Regions from separate parts of the Mus musculus genome. Here all the other regions are linked to region 3. Evidence: chromatin loops called from intact Hi-C (ENCODE). Cell type or tissue: left cerebral cortex. All regions are shown on one strand.

Evidence for each region. Peaks named below come from ENCODE experiments on the same cell type or tissue, not always from the same donor. Only the 100,000 strongest peaks of a DNase experiment are listed, where the experiment ranks them.
Region 1: a loop joins it to region 3, with 2.6 times the contacts of the local background. A loop is called at or near these places in 2 of 42 quality-filtered maps.
Region 2: it touches region 3 in a loop (2.5-fold over the local background); 2 of 42 quality-filtered maps call a loop at or near these places.

What each region holds. Positions count from the first base shown.
Region 1 is chr5:88,958,217-88,960,716 of GRCm38, forward strand. All of the region lies in intron 3 of Slc4a4 (solute carrier family 4 (anion exchanger), member 4), which reads left to right. Among named protein-coding and RNA genes, the nearest start is that of Slc4a4, 72 kb to the left of the region's middle. In left cerebral cortex, no CTCF peak of the experiment used is centred here; DNase peaks (open chromatin) are centred at 979 and 1,451; H3K27ac peaks cover 1,340 bases.
Region 2 is chr5:89,014,036-89,016,535 of GRCm38, forward strand. All of the region lies in intron 3 of Slc4a4 (solute carrier family 4 (anion exchanger), member 4), which reads left to right. Among named protein-coding and RNA genes, the nearest start is that of Slc4a4, 130 kb to the left of the region's middle. In left cerebral cortex, no CTCF peak of the experiment used is centred here; DNase peaks (open chromatin) are centred at 949, 1,749 and 1,916.
Region 3 is chr5:89,141,825-89,144,324 of GRCm38, forward strand. All of the region lies in intron 13 of Slc4a4 (solute carrier family 4 (anion exchanger), member 4), which reads left to right. Among named protein-coding and RNA genes, the nearest start is that of Gm35855, 83 kb to the right of the region's middle. In left cerebral cortex, a CTCF peak has its summit at 1,482; a DNase peak (open chromatin) is centred at 124; H3K27ac peaks cover 723 bases.

The sequences.
Region 1 (2,500 bases), 180 kb before region 3:
TTGTGTGAACATTAGATCTTAAGTTCCATGACTGCAAGCAAGGGTGAAGTGTGTCTTGTTTATTTACCGTAACTCTCCAGGGCTGTGCCAGACCCAAGGGATGTTCAATACACGTTCACTGAAGAATATTTAGATGACCAAGGAGGGAAGTTTAAATTACTAAGGAGGGAAAACTTAAGCCTTGCTTTCATAGTTCTAAGTCTCCACCACATTCTAAGTGAGGATCCAGCTGATTTTCTCGAGTTCTACCCTGGCCTGCTGGCTCTCTCTGGCTTGCCTCCCTCCATTGACACGTAAAATCTCATGCTGACTTTTAAGTGTTCCACTTTGGAAAATACCTAATTATTTCAGCTGCTGCTAAAAGGTTGTCTTGTTTTGGGGTAGGCAACTCCCAAATGTGTACTATTGCCTGTTGGCTGTAGGTGATGGAAGACATTGATCTATAGGGCTCATACTTCATCATATATACTTAAAAGACAGCTACCATTGCACACAGACATCAGAGAGCTCTGCTTAGAAGTCATTGTGAAGAATCCCCAAATGGTGCATCTTCCAAACAGTTCTAAGGAGACTCCTCCATAGGTTTTCCAGTATTTAGGCATGTTGGGAACATGACATAGTTGACAGGTTCGTTTAGTTTAGAATAAAGATTATTTTTTTCATTTTTATCACTTCTGGCATCAAGATTGGGCATCTAAAAGGTTGGTATGCATTTGATCCTTACATGTTTATATCCTTGACGACCACAGAAGCTTCAGATCCACCCCTAAGTTCAGCAGCCCCAGGGCTCTACATGGCTCCTGTTCCCAGTGTGGTGTCAGAACTGGTGTCCCAGCTAGGGATACAGGGAGAGAAACCTGTGTGTAATTGTGGCACGCTGAGCAATAGGGGAGAGGGAGGCTGGGAAGAGACAGGAGTGGTGTGGAAGAACAGGAGGGAGGAGAGACAAGGGATGAGGAGGTGGCGTGGAGTGGGTGTGGAGAGAAAACTTAGATTGTGCTCTTTCTTAAAAATAACCCTCTTACCTCCTCCACCGTGCACTTTTCCCCCCCTAAGTTAGCAGCTGCCATCCTCCGAGGCGTGCCCCAAATGCAAGGGACTGATGGTCCTGCTTGCTGGGACCTAGAAACACAGCTCAGCTCCCCACAGTTAATGGCTTTGGTCTCTGCACTTCACATTTTGTTAGTGTCCTGGAAGGTCTCTAAGAGCCAGCTTGTGGCTACAGAGTTTACCAAGTGCTTTCAGATGTTAGGAGACACAGGTACAAACTGAGCATCAAGCTCAGTGTATTGACATGCTGTGTGTGCCGTGTGTCTCTGGACCCCAGAGAGTCTGTGTCAGTACAGAGGTACTGGCTGCCTCCTATGTGCAGGTCTGCCCAGGATGGCTGCACAGTGCTCAGTCAGTGGATGTGGACGGACAGTTTTGCGTTCTTTTCTACCTCTTTGGAAGTGCACCAGAACGGATGGATTTATGCTAGTGGACATTGTTCTGTGAGCCAGGGACAATGGATGCCAGTCGGTGATCCAGCTAGATTCAGGAAACTGAAACAGAGAAATGGGCAGCTGCTTTTGTTTGGGGCATCCGGGTAAATGAACAGAGTAGCCTTTCACCAGAGCCAAAAATATTTGGTTTTGGCCACTTGACTTCCCTGTTCCCAGCACACTCTTGTGTCCTTCTCCAGCCCCCGTTTTTGTGTGATACATTTCTTTCTTTTTTCTTTTCTAATCTCTCTCTCTCCTTCGTTCTCTCTTTCTTTGTTTTAGGCATGCTCCTTAATTTTGATGTCATAGAGTAAAATTTCTTTCATTTGCTGGGTGCCATTGCTATACCCCACAAACGATCTGATCTGTAGGATAGGTCTGTCAGATGTGTGAGGGGAAGTAGCTCCACTCGTGCCAGAGGCGTACAGACACAAGAATCAGGCTGCCTTGGGCATCCTCTTTTTCACTTTCTAGAAGTAGGAAAAAAAATTTTTACTTTAGGTCTGAGAACAAGAGCTTTTCATATTGAAAAATAATCAAAAATGTAGACTTTCTGTTTTCAGAAGAAGACCTTATGGTAGAGTTTTCTGGAAGGACCGCCTACCTAGAACACTTATGGGCAAGAACACCCATGATCTGCACATCAAATGACCTGTACATTGGATAATGGTGTGTGCGTGTGTGTCTATATGTGTGTTTGTGTGTGTGTGTGTGTGTGTGTGTGTGTGTGTGTGTGTGCACATGCACTAACTTGCATGGGTGTTAAGACTATTTCACTTGTGGCACAATATGGTATGGATGCCAGATGACAACGTTTGCGAGTCAGTTCTCTGTGTGGCTCCCAAGGCTCGAACTCAGGCTTGGCAGCAGGCAGCTTTACTGGAAGAGCCATCTGCTGACCTATCAATAAATGCTTGAAGGCATTCTGCAGACCGTCTGCAATCTTATTTCCCCTCATCTGCAGGAAGATAGTGATGAAAGCTTCAGGCTGGACTTGGTGGAGAGAAATTCTCTGT
Region 2 (2,500 bases), 130 kb before region 3:
TTTGTGCACTCCAATGAACTGAAGCTACCTTCATATGACTTGAAATGATGCACATAGGATTTTAATGTAAGAAAATAAGAACTGTTGCATATGAAACTCTAGTGAAGCTATATTGTGTGGAAAGGAATGGTTTTTGACTTTTTTTTTTTTGACATCACTCTTACATGTGTTGCGTGTAGTAGACTTTAATACGGATTTAACATCCCTAGCCAGTTCACATGCTCACACTAATCTATTTTCTCTCTGTTTTGTATAGTCTAATGACTATAGGTAATTTGGAATGAAGCTTATATCTATAATGAATTACAATTCTCAACTCTGAAAATGTTGCAAAAAGTGTAGCCTGTCCTGTTTAATTATCTATGAAAATTGAACCTAGCAAGTCTCTATTGAATCTTTGAGAAGGTACTTAATGAAATAGCATGAGAACTTATATTAGACTCTTGTCTTTCCTATGCCATTTCTTTATTGGTTAGGTTTTGTAAAAGGTCTGTGGATTTGGGCTTAGTTTTGATATCATTGCCGATAAGTAAACATACTCTATTGGTTGCCATCATGACTCTTCTGGGTAAATAAAACACATACCTTAATGTGTTTTGTGTGAAGATTGAATCCAATACCATGGGCTGGCTCCTTTACAATGGTCAGAGATTTATTAGCTTACGGTTGTGGGGGTAAGAAATCCAGCATAAGGTGCCCATATCTGGTGCTGTTTTTCTTGATGATGGAATGGGTCATGTGGCAGGAGGTAAAAGAGAGGAAGGCATTGGGTTTTTGCTCTAACAGTATCCGTGCATTCTTGATGGCAGAACTCTTAGGCTTTAACATTGTCTAAAGGTCCTATCTCCCAGTATATCAGTGCAGTAGCACTTAAATTTAGCATGAGTTTTGGAGGGGGCAGACATTCCAACTGTGGTATGAGGCAAATGAAGATTCTATCGTCTGAGAACAGTGAAACTCTAGATGAAAAGTGGGAAGTGTTGGAGAACCTGTTGTATATTTTTCTTCTTTGCTGAGAATATAATTAACTTCACAGAAGTTGAGAATCACTGTCACTAATTTTGGACCCTTGACTCAGAACAGAAATATAGCAGACAAGAAGAAAAGTTTATTGTAGACTCTTGTTGACATTTCTCTTATTACAACCAGAGTTCCATCAAAATCTGTAGAGTAGTATCTCTGTGAAGAATGTTACTTCTTTTAAAAGAAAGAACAGTCTTATACATAATTTTTTGTTCTTATCTCTATTGCTCCTTTTAAATAAATTGCTTATGTTTTTAAATATTCATTTAATTTTTATTTTATGTGTACATGTGCATGTGTGTATGAGTGTGCTCGCATGTGTGCTCGCATGTGTATGCGTGGATGTGTGCTTTTTTGCACGCACATGTGTGGAAATCAGAGGACAACTTTTGGGAATCACTTCTCACCTTCCACTATGTAGTTTTGGGTGACCAAATGCTGGTTGCCAGGCTTGGTGGCAAGTTTCCTTACCCACTGAACCATCTTGCTGGCACTTAATTAGATTGTTTGGAACCACATTTCTCAATACTGCTATCCAGGAAAGATGGGTAAGGGTTTGTTTTTGGCAACAATGGTAAGAAGACAGAGTCGATTGCTTTCTGTGCTCACACATTTTCCAAGAGAGGCTGCAGGGAGGAGGATGTATTCTGCATACCCACATAGGAAGAGACATCTAATGGTAGCACGAACAGTGTGGTTGTGGCACTATTATTGGCGCTGTAAATTTAGACACTTGGTATAGAAAATAGTTGCACTTGAGTGAGTCTGTAGAGCTTATTTTGGGAATCTTGAATATTTCCTAATGTTGATGAGAATCGAGTCTGACTTTAGAAACCCCGGGGTATAAATTGTGCTGATAATTGGTCTGAGTTGAACCTGGGAAAAGTGCTGATGTAATCACTCTTAAACAGAGTGATTCATCATCTAAACCTTACCATGGACAGTTCTGGCAGAGCAAAAAGAAGCGAACCGTTGAAGGAAGGAATTAAAGGAAAATCTCCGCAGTGGCTGAGACACGTGAAAGGGACTTTGGATCTTTCAGGAGTGGTTTGCTGAGTAGTCATATTCCCAACTATTTGAGTCACCAAATGACTCCTGTTCTGTTTACAGAGTACCCCTCCCCTCCTTTTCATGCCAGGTGCATGAGGCCTTCCATCCCAAGCCTGTGTGTCCATGACCTTTTGTAGCTGCTCTGTCCACCAACCTTCAGAACCATGGCCAGTCTGGTGTGTTTCAGCTCTGGCTATTCCAGTCCCTAGATAGCAGTAAAGGCAAGTACAGTGGGGATGCATTTGTGTTGGCTGTTTGAGGAGCGTAATTGAGTTATATATTCTCAACTACTTTAGAGGAGTGTCTGGTACTAATTTGACATGAATGTTTTCAATCTAGCAATTTAAAAACCAATTGGCTTGTTTTCTGTATAAATATGACATATATGTTAATTTTTAGAAGAGTTAGAACTTAAACATAAAAAACA
Region 3 (2,500 bases):
TCCTATTTTCACAAACCTTTCAGCAAAAGAGTGCAGTAAGATTTTTAGCATTCTGTGAAATTCGTGATATTTATGGAGCCTAACAGAGCACATTTTAAGAGAACTTGTCTCATAATAAGGAACATTTTTAGCTGGCATCTCCAAATTTGAGGCTTTATTTTAACATTCTGCTGTGCTGAGAGATTTTCACCAATCTGCTCAAGTTGGAAAAGTGTCCTTTCTGTGTCGGTGAGAAAGGTGCTTCTTTGCACTGCCTGTCATGTATAGCTTGCAGCAGTGGGATTGGCATGAACTGATAATTTACTGAGAAATAGACAATAATATTGGGCTGTCTGACTGTTGCTCTTTGGCACTGAAATGCTTTTCCTTTAGAAGTAGGAAACACAAAAACTTATTAACCCATATAGCAGCATATTGTAGCTTCCACATGCGAAGCAGATATTTTGGTCAGCCCAAGAAAGCAAGCCTGTTTAGTGACAGAGGAAGAAATCCATCTTGCTTACAAGGGTCTAGAAAGGAACTGTTAGCTTTCAAAACATGTTTCACAGGCTAAGAAGATGTCTCGGTGGCTAAAGTGTGTGTCTTGAGAGTGTTGAGAGCTGCAGTTGAGATCTCAAGAGCTGCTGATCCCCACACATAGATGCTGGAGGGCATGGCAGATCCCCTGTAATGATGGCAATCTGGGGGGCAGAGACAGGATATCCCTCGAGCAAGCTTGCTAGCTAGAGTAACTATACTTGTGAGGTCTGGGCACAGTTGAGAGTTGTTTCCTCAATATATAAGGTAGTGGATAATCAATGAAGACTCCTGATGACAACCTTGCCCCCCCCACATGTGTATATACATAAACACACGCACACTCCACTTACCTGCACATAGCATGAGTGAACACACACGGCTCCACATGCAAATCTTGCTTTATCAGTTCTGAGTTAAGTTTAATTGACAGAAGTCAAGTCATTGGTACTTTTTTATTAGAAAGATTTTGTCAGCTTTGTTTGTTTGATGATCAGAAAATTAAAGCCATTTGGATAAGATAGGGCATCACAAATGATGCTAAAGTAAAAATGTATCATTTTTAGCTTATGGCTATTTTGAAAATAGCTTCTCCAATATGACATTTTCATTATATCTTTTCATACATATTGCAAAATATACATTCACAGGTAGATAAACATGTAGGATATTATGTAAATGAGGTTATATATTCATATTTTGTGGGCATTTCCTACTTTAATAGGTTCTTTAACATAATTCTAGTGGCTATCACATGATATATGCACTATAATTTATTTAATAAACTTATATTCTCAGTTTGTCCCACTTTTCTCTTTTATAAAGAATACTGTGATCATCAACTATATATTTATTGTTTATAATTTTCTCCCTAAGGTAAGTCCCTAGCAAAATTATTGTGCAATATATTGATTATAGTTGTTATTTATTTCAAATCATACTCACAAAGATTATCCTAATTCATATTTCTACCAGTAGTGGGCAGGAGTTCCCACTTGCCCACCTTTTCACCCTAGATTCTCACTTTCGTTATGCTGTGTATTGAAAAAGAATGGCTTGCTTTGATTTGCTCTCACTCCTGTTGTTTTAATGAGCCTGGGTATTCGTCCACATTGACACCGACCGTCCATCCTTCCCTGTGCTTGTATTCTTGCTATATTCTCCTTTGGAGACATTTAATTTCTCTTCTTAACTCCCTGTATAATAATGGTGTTTTCCTTTACTTATTTGGCAAAGATTTACTAAGTGTTTTTCTAATGCCACTATGTCTTTTAACTGTATGTGTGGCGTCTCTGGCTGTACAGATTTTAACTTTAGCACTCAAGCCTTCCCCTGCCCTTGTTTCTTGTTTGCACGCTATATTTAAAGAGGCTTCCCCTCCCAAAGATTAGAAAAATATTTCCCCACATACTTCAGCTCTTTTATGTTCTCGTTTAATTGTTTTGTACATCTGGAATTGATTTTTTTGTGTAGTGTTAGACTAGAATTGGGTGTTTCACATACATGTTCACAGCTCTTCAAAGAACAGAAGGCGTCTCTATCTTGCCCCTCATTCTATTCCCCGAGAGTTCAAACTCTCTTGCTGATGTCCTGGGCTCACGGTTTTTTTCTCAGAGATATAGTTTGACTTCCCTGATTATTTAGTTCCTGCTGCCAGTGTGACCTGAAATCTTGTTTATGACAAGCATAACAGCAGGGGGCATGACCATGCTGATCTTGGGTGCTTCCTTTGTCCAGGACAGAGGGTGAAGTGCCTCATTGTGGGATTAAAAACAAAGGCTCTGCAGCCACCCTTCCCCCATTGTGGATGTGTGGTGCGAGTAACCAGCTCTTACTCTCTTGTGAAGGAGGAAGGGAGATGTCCAATGGGTGTACCTCAAACTTGGACCTCAGGAGAATCACCTGGGAGCTCTGAAAATTCATTCTCTAGGCTTCATCTCCTGTCGTTTTGCAGAGATACCTACTTAACTGCTCTGTGTGAATA